Regions from separate parts of the Homo sapiens genome. Here region 2 is linked to region 1. Evidence: chromatin contacts called from ENCODE Hi-C or POLR2A ChIA-PET data. All regions are on one chromosome and are shown on one strand. The core of a region is the stretch at or near the end of the contact, and the rest is flanking DNA. Distances in the headings are between cores, read along the strand shown. Region 1 overlaps LPP (LIM domain containing preferred translocation partner in lipoma). Region 2 overlaps LPP (LIM domain containing preferred translocation partner in lipoma).

The links. Hi-C counts contacts between places; a loop is a spot of excess contacts on that map. ChIA-PET counts read pairs that join two places held with the same protein, here RNA polymerase II (POLR2A). Pooled maps may share reads with other maps.
Region 2: a map of endothelial cell of umbilical vein shows a loop between it and region 1 (9-fold over the local background). The contact joins two enhancer-like sites. A Hi-C loop is called at or near these places in 1 of 168 maps with a recorded cell type or tissue (endothelial cell of umbilical vein) and 3 of 50 pooled maps. POLR2A ChIA-PET finds 5 or more read pairs at or near these places in 4 of 52 experiments (OCI-LY7, PC-9, activated B cell and 1 more).

The regions. Positions count from the first base shown.
Region 1 is chr3:188,292,633-188,299,703 of GRCh38, forward strand. All of the region lies in intron 2 of LPP (LIM domain containing preferred translocation partner in lipoma), which reads left to right. Among named protein-coding and RNA genes, the nearest start is that of FLJ42393, 120 kb to the left of the region's middle. Within about 2 kb of position 2,484, at least 18 of the 41 ENCODE cell types and tissues checked have a DNase peak (open chromatin) inside an H3K27ac peak, as active enhancers do.
Region 2 is chr3:188,503,158-188,510,228 of GRCh38, forward strand. All of the region lies in intron 5 of LPP (LIM domain containing preferred translocation partner in lipoma), which reads left to right. Among named protein-coding and RNA genes, the nearest start is that of LPP-AS1, 62 kb to the right of the region's middle. Within about 2 kb of position 4,469, at least 5 of the 41 ENCODE cell types and tissues checked have a DNase peak (open chromatin) inside an H3K27ac peak, as active enhancers do.

The sequences.
Region 1 (7,071 bases), core at 1,234-3,733:
CTAGTGCTGTATTATTAGCATCATGTACTAGAGTATGGTTTACCTGACATAGGTTTTGGAAATCTATTTCTTTTATTTACACTACATGGTTTCTTAGGTGGCAATTCTCAGTGAATTACCAGCTTCCTGATAGTGTCTTGAAAAGCATGCTTTATAAGGAGGCAGAAAGTGTTTCTCTTTTGACAGATGACCTCCTTGACCCCTTGACTTTCCATTTTTGATGGTTTCTTTTGAGGTCTACGTCATCTGGTAATTTTATTGGTGTGATTTATGCCCCCAGTAAGGATCAACTTGTATAGATTCTACATTCTCATGGAAGTCTATGTACTGTCTCTACTGTGTAATAATTAGCTCCAACTCTACAAACAAGGTTAGAAATGAAATCACCAGCATTACAAGTGAGACATAACAAATGGAAGATTCCCTTCTCTGAGTTTCTCTCATACCGTTAATTTTATTTGAGCTGGCATTGACTCATTCTATATGTCTCTTCTGCTAGATTTTGAACTCTGGAGGACTGGTCTCATATCTTATTAATTATAATGGTGGCGCACAGCACATTATAGGTATTTATTACTAAGTGGTTGGGTTTAATATCTTAAGAAGCAGAAAATGTGGTTTTTCTTGAGAGAGAGATGGTTTTGGATGTTGTTCCTCTAGTATATTCTAAGCCTGCCCGCCTGGGGCTCTGTAACTATGGCTCCTAACGTGGGGAGCCCACAATCTAGCTATATCATGTTAGCGAGAGCTCTTTGTATACTGAAACAATAAACTTACCATCTTGATGAGTTTTACATGTAGAATGGCTTAGGTTATAAGGTACTGCCACCTCATTCCACTGTTGAGAATTGTCTAATGCAAAGCTCACTTTTTAAACATGGATAATTGGACAGTCATGAGTGGATCATCGAAGGGATAAGCAAAATATATGTCAAACTGAGAATTAATATCTATCAAAACACTTGCTATTATTTGGTAGATGGGAGGTTATTTTATTTTTAAGAAGTAGATTGGCTGAATGGAAAAGCAAAATGTGGCATAAAATAAAATGGGATATTGTTCAGCAGTGAAAGGAATAAAGTACTGATATGGACTACAACATGGATGAACCTTGAAAACATTATGGCAAAGTGAAAGAAGCCAGTTACAAGGCCGGGCACCATGGCTCATGCTTGTAATCTCAGCACTTTGGGAGACCGAGGTGGGTGAATCACTTGAGGTCAGGAGTTCGAGACCAGTCTGGACAACATGGTGAAACCCCCGTCTCTACTAAAAATACAAAAATCAGTTGGGCGTAGTAGTGTGTGCCTGTAATCCCAGCTACTCAGGATGGTGAGGCAGGAGAATGGCTTGAACCCGGGAGGTGGAGGTTGCAGTGAGCCGAGATCTGCCCTCCAGCCTGGGTGACAGAGCCAAACTCTGTCAAAAAAAAAAAAAAAAAAAAAAAAAAAGCCAGTTATGAAAGACCACATATTATATGATTCCATTTATGTGAAAAGCCCACAATAGGCAAATCTATAGAGTCTGTAGCGATAGAAAGTAGTGGTTGCCGGCAGGGTTGGGGTAGAGGATAGGTAGTGATTGCTAATAACTGTGAGTTTCTTTTTGGGATGCTGAAAATGCTCTTTATATGGTGGTGATGATTGCACAACACTGTGAAATACTAAAAACAGAACCGTAAACTTTAAATGGGTGAATTGTATGTAAATTATATCTCAATAAACCTGTTTTAAAAAGTGGATTTCCCTTTAATCTATTCTCTGAGGATTGCTTCAGGGATTCAAAATAGTGCATAGTGCCAAGTTTTAAACTCATATTGATTTGTTTTTGGTAAATAAGTCATGCATGCTTAACAATGGTGAACACACTTAAGGAAAAAGTGGTAACACAACTAGAGCCACCAAACCGAAGCAAGTATATTTCCACCTAACTTCATGCACGTTTTTTTCTCAGAAGCTTTAAAAATTTATACTTTCTCAAATGTTGATTAATGAGATATCTGATAAGAAATAACAGGGTACTGACAGTCCTGATTGTATAAATAGGCATTAGGGATTGTGTTCATGGTTTGCTTGTCAGCACAAGAGAAATGTGTGATTATGTTGAATGATAGTTAATTTTCTTATCCACCCATTTTAAAAATAAAGATGTACAGCTAGAAAACAGGTGCCCAGGGAATAGAGGAGACCTGCAGCTTTGATAATGAGCCCCAGAAAGAAACTAGAAGGAACAAGCTCCCGCTTAGGAGGTGCCGTTCGAGTCCTGGCCAGTGTCTGACTGTAGCTGATGGGTTTAGAGAACTGTGGCTGGCTTCTCACAAAGGATTTTTTCATTTACTCTTGTTTTGTGTTTGAGTATAGACAGCTTTTCCCATCCTCCATCAGGGTCATTGTCCCACCTTCTCTGACTCACTTATTGTGTCAACAGAATTAAAAGAGCAGCCGGTGGACGTGTGTAGAGGCTGAAGGAGAGCTGTGTTGCTAGCTTTGTATTTGAACGGTTCGTACACAAACAGTTCTCTTTGATTAAGTATCCGGTGAAACCAATTCACATGAACTCCAATTAAACTTTAATGAACAAGTGGGTGTATTAATATCAGCTGAGTAATGCAGGCAGCACAGATTCCAGTAAGTGACTCACTTCTCTGAGCAGCTCATTCCCCATGCACGGTTAGAGTTACTAGAAAGCTTCCAGCTATATTTGAGTGGATCTGGTCTGGGCCTTGTAATTCTAACAATCCTCAGGGCTCGCTATTCATCTAGTGACAAAACCACAGTCATCCAGACCTCTGTTTTCAGAGCAAAGATTGGGGATGAAGAGTTTTGTTCACATTGAGCAATTAGGCCCTTCGTTGAGCAGTGACCATTTGGACTTTTATTTTCCTCATCTTCCCATTTTTGTTTTTTTGTTATTTTATTTTTTAGAGACAGGGTCTCACTCTGTAGCCCAGGCTGGAGTGCAGTGGTGTGATCACAGCTCACTGCAGCCTCAGCCTCTTGGGCTCAAGCAATCCTCCCGCCTCAGCCTCCCGAGTAACCTGGAACAACAGGCATGCACCACTGTGCCCACCTACAAAATTTCTGTAGAGATGGGGTCTTGCTATGTCGCCCAGCTTGGTGTTGAACTCCTGAGCTGAAGTGAGCCTCAGCCTCCCAAAGCGCTTGGATTATAGATATGAGCCCCGTGCCCAGCCTTTATTTTGTTTTTAAGTGAGAATTATTTTTTTCTTAAACCCAGGGGCAGTGTAGGTGAAGGTTAAGGCAGTGAAGATAGAACAGTCAGTTTTGAAATGCACATAGCCTTCCTGAGCCTCACTTTCACCACATCTGCCAGTCTGCCTCAAGTCTTTAAGTTTCCCTACACCAGAGGCAGCAAGGTGTGCCTGGAATGATGAATTCCTTTGAGCACAGACCCTGTTCCATCTAGAGACTGATGACTGTACCTATTTCCTAGGAAAGGTTAAGCAAGATCGTGAATATAATGCTCTTCGTTTCATGCCGGCACATAATAAGTTCCCACTAAATGTTTAACTTGGTCCACTGGGGGAAGGATGAGAAGGAGGATTTGGAGATAAATGAGACTTGGCCCTTGACAATTCAGGAGCTTGGAGTCTTATAGAGATTTGACTTAAAAATGTCTGTGTAACTCCAGAGTGATAAAGACAAAAATGCTTGAAAAAGATAAGTGAGGATTCGGGGGATGGAGGAATCCCAGAGGTTGGCCCCGTCTGAGAAGGCTGGAGGTTAGGGTAGGAAGAGGTAAGGGTTTGGGAAGGTAGTTCTAGGCTGACTGAAGAGTGTGAGCAAAAGCAGAGGCAGGGATGTATCCAGGTATCAGATAGTGCACATTTAGTGTGGTTACAGTAGGTGATAATTTAGGAGGCTGATTGAAACTGAATTTAGCCTCTGCCTTAGTCACCAAGTCCTTTCCCAGCTCCACTTGCTGTTCTCTCTCTCATTCTCTCCTACCTATATTGAAACCAGTTGAAAATAATGGAGTCACACAGAGGCAGATGGCAATAATGTCCAGGTTGTGGAACATTAGCTCATTGGGCTTGCTAATGCAGCACCCATGAATGAAATTTACCCTCTTCCTCTCAGATAGCTCCTGCACTCAATAACTCCCATTTAGGGCACACTGTGCATAAAGCTCCCAACCATGAAGAGCAGGGAGGATCTGCCTCTAACAGTCAGGTAACTCACAAAGACTGGAAGGAAGTGACTGGGTTACACATGGCCAGTTTCTTCTCCAAACTCAATAATTGGGTAACTCTCTGCCTCCTCATCTGAGAACAAGGGAGTGGGAGGGAGGCAAACAAGAAAAGAGAAGAAGCAGTGGAGAAAGGAGACGTTCTGCAGTGCCAGGCTTCTTGCCCCACACTCTTCCCAAATGTCAACATAGTTCCTTTAGGGGAAAAAAGTGGGAGGCTAGAATGGTAGGACAGGGCCACAATATGGAAGTGAAAAACCAGGGGCAGTTTCCTGAGCAGGGAATGATGTCATTCGATCTATAATTCAGTCTGGTTAATCTACTTATGCAACACCAATTGAAGGACACACTTAGATAACTCAGCCTTGAGTCAACAAATCTTGTGTAACACTGCCAAGGTCCATAGTGCAAGAATCAGCCCCCACTTCGGAAATAACAACCACCCCTCAGTGCCAAATTTTGGACATTGCTTGTAAATTTCAGACTCCTTCCCTCCAAGATACTGTTTTAGAGAATGTCGTAGGGTAAAAAATTCCAAGGGGTAAAGACATAAATTCCGTAATACTACAATAGATGGGAGGCTCTAATCAAGTAGATAAATTCTATTTTTGGAATTGTGAATAAAGCAGAAAAGATTCTTGGAAATCAGGAATTGAATAGATTGATGGTACAAATGAGAGACTATATGTTGCTTAAAGAAAACAAAAGATTGCCTATCAGGTTTTAAAATGTGAGTCAGTAGTTTATATAGTGATTCAAGCTGAACAGCTATCTTGGTTATTAACTAAAATCTTTTCTTTCCCCTTCCATTTTATATATGAAGAAACTATTAATACAAAAGTCATTATCAAAGGACACTGGGGCTAGGTTTCATTACCCAGCTTAATCCTTAATTTCATATTGAGCATTTCATATTGAAGTGAAACAATAAGGATATGTTTCTAGAGACTGATGAGACAACTGAATTGGACTTGGTTTTGACATTCAAAGGGATCAGGTAGAGGTACTTAGTTGAGCTCACTACTTCATTTTGGCAAAAGACATATGTCATAGAAATGTAGTAGCCATGATGGATTATGTATCTTTGAATTGGGAGCCTATGACAAATTTTCTCCAATGGGAAGTTTCTTCAGAGCCTATCATTGTTTCAACAATAATTAAAGTAATTTACAGAGAATGTGCTCATCTACTTTTACCTACTGTTATCTTTTTTCCAAGTTAATAAACTGAATATATTGTATAGATTGGTTGATAGCCTTCCTGAAATGAACATCCTTTGCAAACCTATCTCTCCAAACCCAAATCCTGCCCAAATTTCCCAATTGTGGTAGCAAGCCCAATGAGCTCCTGATACGATCCTAATAGGATCCTCTTCTCTGGAAATCCTCGACAGATCACACTTCTCTTTTCTTGGGAACAGCTTTCTGTTTCCTTGTCCAGAATGGATGCCGTTCTGTTATCCTGGTCACTCTCTGGGCCCCCTCCCTTTGTCCACCATGAGCACAGGCTACTGGCCACTGATCCTCCTGGGGGCACTAGCCTGGCTACCCCATTGCTTATTTTACCTTTGCTTCTCTTAAATACCATTGTTGGTGATTGCTCCACACAGCAATTGTTCTCACCTAAGTCTGTGGATAAGACTCACTTAGGGAGGTTTTACCAGAATTCAGCTCATCTCCCTAAATGTTTGGGTCTGGACTAGGGCACACACTTCTCGTGAGGCGCTTCTCATGAGTACCCCTTCTCAAACTTTACGGGTATCAATTTACTTATGGCCTGCAGTGCATAAAGTGAAAGCTTTCTGAAAAGACATTTAATCCATCGGTATGAGGATGAAAAAGACACACTCAGGGCATGAAAAGAGTGAGAAGGTCACAAAAAGGGTGTGGTCTCAGCTGGAGAGGAAGCTGAACAATCCTATAAAGGAACAAAAGCTCAGCGTCCTGACCATCTGTTTCTTTCTACCCCAGGCCCATTCCCATCATGAGTATTTATTCTGCCCAGTGTGGGATGGGTTCTGTTCTAGAAGTTTGCATGAGCAGAGGGAAGCTTAGCCCCATGAGGCCAGTCATGAGGCTCCATCTTATTCTATAGGCTTCAGCCTTTTTATGAAGACCTAGCTTCTACTCTTGCCCCAGGCCCTAAGCAGGCCCAGACTTTTCCCATATACACACACTCTCTCTCTAACTTATGTGTCTTACATCTTAATAAGGCAGCAGATTGTATCAGAATCAGTTAACTCTTTATCAAAAAACCCAGAGCAGACAGACGGGTGAACTTGCTCATGGGCTGAGCTAGAAGGGAGGCCACTTTTCCTTCACACAGCCTCGGACTCTCCCTGGGCTTTTTTGTGTGTGCTGCGTGGAGACTGTGTTCTAACATTTCAGTCATATCTTCCTTATTTTAAAACTACAGAATTGATCTTACCAACTTACTGGGGAGCACGTCGTCAGTAAATTCTAATGGAAAAACCTGTCTGATCAATGGGACAGGAAAGCGTCACAGCAATACCGGTGAGTCATTCCAAGACCAGGCACATTTGAGCTGTGTTGCTTCTTCGATGCTGACTATAATTCTCCCTCAGCATTACGTCGTCTTAAGCAGCTTTTGAATCTTCGTCTCTGATTCCCTTTCTAGGTCAGACTGTGTCTTTTTTTAAAATTGTGCCTGGATATCCCCTTAATAGGTTGGACAAGTCCCGTTAGGATAATTGGCTGTATGAATATGCGAAAATAGCAACAGTGAATTTTAAAGTTCTTGAATAGTCTCCCCGTCCCACTGTGAGGTGAGGCATCTGGGGTGGGCTATCTGTTTTTTGATTCTTGGTTCTTGTTTTTAAAAAAATAGGATGTTGGACCTTGG
Region 2 (7,071 bases), core at 3,219-5,718, 210 kb after region 1:
GGTTACAATGGGGGTTACATTTAACATCCTAACGTTATAACACTCTAATTTGAAGTCATACCAGCTTGACTTAGATAACATACAAAATTCTGTTCCTTTTTCAGTTGTTGATGTAACAAAATTACATCTTTATACATTGTGTACACAACAACATAAGCTAATAATTTAATACACTCATTTCTTAAATTGTAGAAAACAAAATTGGGCTTACCAATCAAATTACAATAATATGAGATTTTAAATTTGTAATTTAAAAAAATATTAGTTTCTTAAATCATGTAGAAAACAAAAAGTAAAGTCACACATCATGATTACAATGATGTTAGCTCTTATAAGCGTCTGCCTATTTGCCTTTTCTGACATCTGTATTTCTTTGTATGATTTTTGAGTTACTCTGTAGTATCATTTCTTCTCAACCTGCAGGCTTCCTGTTAGCATTTCTTGCAGGAGAAATCTAACAGTAATAAAGAACTCTCTCACCTCTTTTTTTTTTTTTCATGACTGGCATTTTGATTTTCTTTCTCACTTTTAAAATAAAATTTTGCCAGATGTAGGATTCGTGGTTGATAATTTTTTTTCCTTTTAGCACTTTGAATATATTGGCCCTCTGTTTTCTGGCATCTAAGGCTGCTGCTAAGAAAACCGGATAATTTTATTGAGGATCCCTTGTATGTGATGAGTCACCTCTCTTGCAACTTTCAAAATTCTCCGGTTGTCTTTGTCTTTTGACAGTTTAATTAGAAGGTGCCTCACTATTTGTCTGTTTGAGTTCATCTTACTTGTACTTTTTTGAGCTTCTTGGATGTTTATACTCTTGGCTTTGATCAAATTTGGGGGAGTTTTTGGTGATTATTTCTTCAAGTATTGTCCCTGCCTTTTCTCTCTGTCTCATACTTCTGGGAATTCCATGCTGCATACTTTGGTATAGTTGATTGTGTCCCACAGGTCTCTTAGGCTCAGTTCACCTGTCTTCAATCTTTTTTCTTTCTGATTCTTAGACTAATTAATTTACTTTGACCTCTCTTCAAGTTTTCTGATTCTTTCTTTTGCTGTTAAATCTGTCTTTGAGTTCCTCTAGTGAATTTTTTATTTCAGTTATTGTAATTTTCATTTCCACAATTGCTTTTTTTTCTTTTTCTGTATTGATATTCCCATTTTATTCATGCATTGTTTTCTTAACTTTCTCCTTGCTTCCTTTAGTTCTTTCAGCATGTTTAAGACAGTAGTTTTAAAGTCTTCGTCAGGTAGATCCCCCATCAGGTCTTTTTTAGAGACAGTTTCTGTTGGTTTATATTTTTGTTTTGAATAGACCGTGCTATCCTGTTTCTTTGTATGTCTTTTGATTTTTTGTTGTTGTTGAAAATTGCATATTTGAAACTAATAATGTAGAGCCCTGGAAATCAGACCTTTTCTCTTCCCCAAGGTTTACTGTTACCGTTTGTATTTTGTGGGGTTATTGTTGCCAGTCTCTGTGCTAAGTATTAGCTTTTTTTGTTAACTTGTGGTCTTAAGTATTTTCTGAGCCTGCATGTTTCCCTGGTTATGTGCCATGACTTTCTCATTTCCTCTGTTGTTTTCAAATGCCCTGGTTATCAAGGTCTGTCTCCCAAAATGAGAAAAAGTAAAAAATAAAGGAAGAAAAAAAAAAAAAGGACTGGCCTTTTGAGTCCCATGGAAGTCACTTCAGCTGGAGTGAGAGGGGCAACACTAATGATAGTTGCCCCTTTTTCTTTATGTGTGTGATTAAAAGCAGCAATTAATGTTCAGTCCACAGATCCTTGATATATGGAAGACAGGTCCTTTTTGCCCAGCTTGGATCATGTAAGCTGTATGCAAGCTGCTTCAAGTACATGTGCACAGATGCCTGCCAAGGATCTAAGAGGTGGGGTATAGGTAGTTGCTATTGTGCTGAGATGTAAACTTTACCTAAATTAACCACAACTTACCATCTAAAGCTTCCCTCCAGAAAGTAGACTCCTTTAATAGACTCTGGACTTCCAAAATAAGTTGTTGATATAGATGGTGGCAGTGCAATCGTTGTCTAGGTGGAAAGACAGATTTGTGGTGCCTCCTGCTTTGCCATATTCTCAGAATCCCTTTCACTTCCTTCGATTTTTACTAAGCAGAACTAACTTCCTTAATTCCTCTGCCATGCCTGCAACTATTCCTTTTCTCCCTTCTTTACCACCCCCTCCTCCTTTCTCCCTGTCTCTAAATTTAGGTTCCCACTCAGAGTTCTCACTTTGACCTTCCGTTTTCTCTCAGTAGATGTCACTACTCTAATAAGATCAACTTTGATCTTTCTTTATCTAATTATTTGAACTGCTTGTGACTTGGTACTGTGTTTTCCTTTGACAAGTTTTGTTTCATTTATCCATGAGATCTTTTCATAGATAACACCTGCCTTTTCACTTTCAATGTATCCCTAATTCTACTCATCATCTTACTCAAAGGCTTACATTCTGTTAGACATACCATTATATTTTCTAGTCTTGCCAACTAAATCGTGTTCATTGATGATATATCTTGCTTTCTTTGTATATCTATCACCAAGGCTTACAGGATTATTTCAATCTCTTTATTTTCTTGCCCATCATCCTAGTTCATATCTTCTGGGTTACAACCTACTCATTGCCTTCATTCTATCTTTTTCACATTCCAACTGCATATCTGTAACCACTTAGTGGTTTAAAAAATATTATTTTCTTCCTTTGGCTTTTCCACATTAAATTTCTCCTCTTGGTTTATTTTTCAGAGTACTCTATGACCTACCTCATCCTATGTAGCACACTGTATCTCCCACTGTCCTTTTTATACAGTCCTTGCTCTTTTGAAGCTCATATCGTCATTGTCAGCTTCATATGCCAAGCCAATTTTTCTTGTGTCTTTCTCAATACCTGATGAACCCTCATATCCTCATTTTTAGAAGCCTAACTCTACTATTTTACTCATACGTGTCTGACAACTGGATCATCTTGATCTCTCTCTTCTCTGCATCCTCAGTCTTTTGATTGAGTCATGTGATGTGGTGGCATGAGCCCAGGGTTTAGGGCTAAGAAACCCTGCTCTGTTGCTTATCACTGCATTTCCCATCTTTACATGCAAAAATGAGGATATTAATAACAATTTTTAGAAGGTTATTTTGAGGACTAATTAAGATAATGTAGAGTATCCAACAACTGCTGGTTCAGAGTAAAGGCTACTATGAGTCAGTTAATAAATAGATTTATTAATGCTGTTTGATTTTTTCTGCCACTTAATATATACCCTTTTGTGGGGTAATGTAATCATTGCATGTACATTAATCTTGCCACCAAACTTTATTTTATAAGCCAGAATCATAAAATAACATGGGAGACTTGTAGAAATTATTTAAAATCACAAATCGTAGAGCACCAGATTTGACATGGTCCTAACCCCTCTGCCCTTTCTTGTGATGAGGAAACTGGAGCCTAAATTTCTTAAGTGAACTGTTCATGGTGACACAGTTACTAGGAGAGCTGGTCCTAACCACAACTAGAGATTTCTGGACTCCCAGGCCTCTGCTCTTTCCATTACCTTCTTGTTCATTTATTTTAGCAATTGCCTGAAGGCAGGATCACAACCCATATTTCTGTATCACCCATAACCTTTATTTTCATTTCATTTTATTTTTTTTGAGATGGAGTCTTGCTCTGTTGCCCAGGCTGGAGTGCAGTGGCGCAATCTCGGCTCACTGCAAGCTCCGCCTCCCGGGTTCACGCCATTCTCCTGCCTCAGCCTCCCAAGTAGCTGGGACTACAGGCGCCCACCACCACACCTGGCTAATTTTTTGTATTTTTAGTAGAGACGGGGTTTCACTGTGTTAGTCAGGATGGTCTTGATCTCCTGGCCTCGTGGTCCACCTACCTCGGCCTCCCAAAGTGCTGGGATTACAGGCATGAGCCACCACGCCCGGCCCATAACCTTTATTTTATTGCGAGAAGATAGAATAGCTACTTGATTGATATTTGTGGCTTGATTGATCTATTCTTTCTTCGACTGTGCAATAGGAATTCTCTGGGAAAGGACTATGAAGTCTGTATACTTATCACCCTTTTGATGCTTTTGGGGTTGTTGTAAGCATGCAAAGGGTTCATTGTGCACTGCTTCTGTATACTGACTCAGGGTGGTGGGGAGAGGAAATGGGAGAGGAAGTTATATACATCTTGAGCAAATCAAGCTTTTCTATTTTTAGTCCTTGCTACTGTTTGGAAAGTACAGCCTCTGTTCATGGCAGTCTGGCATGTGTTTCCTTAGTGCCATTTCGAAAGGGGGAAAAAATAAATATGGGAATTTTTTTTTTTTGTAGTGAAAATAGTTACTCAGTGAAATCACATAAGTTTCCCGTTTTTCTCTTGATGAAACCTCAAACCCACTAGGCACAGATTCCTCAACCTCAACTATGCATGTGAAAGGCTCATGCAGAACAGGAGACCAGAGTCAGCAAAACCTTGTATAGCAAGATAAGCTGTGGTGCCCCAGAGAAGCGCGGATGGGTGGCGGAGGTGGGGAAGGCAGGGAAGGGAATGGTGATGTTCTTTCATATTTAGTGGGGAACTTGGCCAACTACCAGATCGTTGCCCCCTGGAAAAGGCTGAAACCTGAACTAAGATAAAGAGACACATAGCTTTGCAGCTTTTTGCTTAAGCTGTTCCTTTTGCTTCAGTTTCTGTCCTTGGTAAAAGTTTCCCTGACTGCTTTATAGCTACTCCCCCAATTCAAATAAATAATTTTTCTTTAATAGTTGTGATGGCATTTGGGAGATTTTTCCAATCTAAGGCTATATCATTAGGACACGATAAAGAGCCTTTTATGCTAGTAAATAAAATGATTTGATCTGTATTTAGATGGATTGCTATAACATAGTGGTACTCAAGTGATCAGAAATGGTGATGACAGAGTGTCTTGGAGTCACCTTCAGGGGTCCATTGAGGCAGACAAGGACCTTAACCAAGGTGGTGGCCATGACCATGGAGAAGGGGAACAAGAATCAAAAGCAATTTGGAAAGAGGGGGCTTATGGGAAAGAGAAGAGTCCAGGATGCTTGGCAGGATTGTGACTTTCTTCAGGGAGAATACATATCCTTCCTGTCCTAGTATGTGGCAAATGGAAGAATCCTTTGGAAAAAAATGAGGACTTTGAAGCAGGTGTGATGTGAATGTTACTAGAGGAAATGTTGATACCAATGAGCAAATATTGCCCTTTGTTAATGAAAGGGACTATACAGTCTCCAGACATAAACAGCTCTGCCTAGACAAAATTGTAGCAGTAGGGTGAGAATAATGCATTGCTATAATTAATGCTAATTTGTGGATATTGCTGTATTGTTGTCATTGTTTTTTAATTGAATATGTATTAAGCTCCAACAGGGTGCTATGAATAATGCCAACTTATAGTTGATTTATGAGAACACTCAGAAGACTTTATTAACACCAGTAAATGGAAACTCGCACTCCTTCGAGGTGGTAAACGTCTTTGCCATTTCGACAGATGAGGAGAAGTGAAGTAGATTGTGTTTTCTCTGTTGGCACTGCGGGTGAGAACACAGAAACTGTCGAATGAGAGAAAAGTATTTTCCTTGTCCCCTGGAATTGGGTTAGAATACATTAGTAAAGAATTCTTTAATGTGTTCAGAGTTGTGGGATTTTAATTAAATTGTTCCAGTTATTGTTAGCACTTGGATTAGCAACTGGCAACCAAATTCTAGGCCAGCAGATTTCAAATTTAGCATGGACAAGAATTGGGGTGAGGCCGATGGGTTTGTTAAATGCCAATTATTAGGCCCTGCCTTCAAAGGTTTAGATTTGGTAAATCTAGGAGGGGGCTTAGGAAAATCTTATGTTCATGGATATCGAAGGTGCTTCTGTCCTCAAAGGTTGCTAGCTTCCTTTCAAAACTCCAGTATTTTCTTATTTTAGGACGTATCTTTGGCCACCAAAATCTAGCTTCACCTGAGACCAAGGGCTTTTTATTTAATAGCTGCAAATTCTCTTATAACACACCAAGTATAATCCTGTAATCCTCTTTTATACACAACATACCACCAGAAAACATGTGCAGAAGACTTACCGTATGCTTAGCATTCTAGTGGACACATGATTTCTACTACCTTATTTCACCTGGTCTCCAAAATATCCCTGTGGGGTTGGTATTATTGCTCCCTTATTTCATAAGAAGACACTAAAACTAAGAGTATACGACTTGGTCAAACATCACATCCAGTTTAATCCTTTCTATCTTAACCTGGTTAGGCATATATTTTACTTTAAGTTTGAACAACAGGTGGGATTCTTTTTGGCACTGACAGAGTTTGCAGTTGACAGTAGAGACTGTAAACTCGGCTTAAGTGGACCCGTCCCATAAAGAAAAACATTCACATTGGAACAAGGGAGAGGTGAAAAGGAAAGTTGGAAGTGAGTAATTCAACTTTTCATTTTTTTTTGTCCCCTTCCTTCCTTCCTTCCTTCCTTCCTTCCTTCCTTCCTTCCTTCCTTCCTTCCTTCCTTCCTCTCTCTCTCTCTTTTCTTTTTTTTTTTTTGAGTCTCACTCTGTCGCCCAGGCTGGAGTGCAATGGCATGATCTCGGCTCACTGCAAACTCCGCCTCCTGGGTTCAAGCGATTCTCCTGTTTCAGCTTCCCAAGTAGCTGGGATTACAGTTGTGTGCCACCATGCCTGGCTAATTTTTTTTTTGTTGTTTTTTTTTTTTTTTTTGCATCTTTAGTAGAGATGGGGTTTCACCATGTTGGCCAGGCTGGTCTCAAACTTCTGACCTTGTGATCCGCCTGCCTTGGCCTCCCAAAGTGCTGGGATTAGAGGCGTGAGCCACTGCACCGGGCCTGTCTCATTTCTTTAATACGAGGTACTAAACTGTCACTGAGTAAATAGTAGACATTTGATTATTATTTGACTCTGAATATTTTTTGAAAAAAGGAACATTTCATAAGAAAGCCTGAAATGAGACATGAGCAGAATTCTGGGGTATAGAAATGATTTTTAAGTTGAGACAAGAATAGTGAAGCTTGAGACGACATTATTCCTTGCCTCCTTTA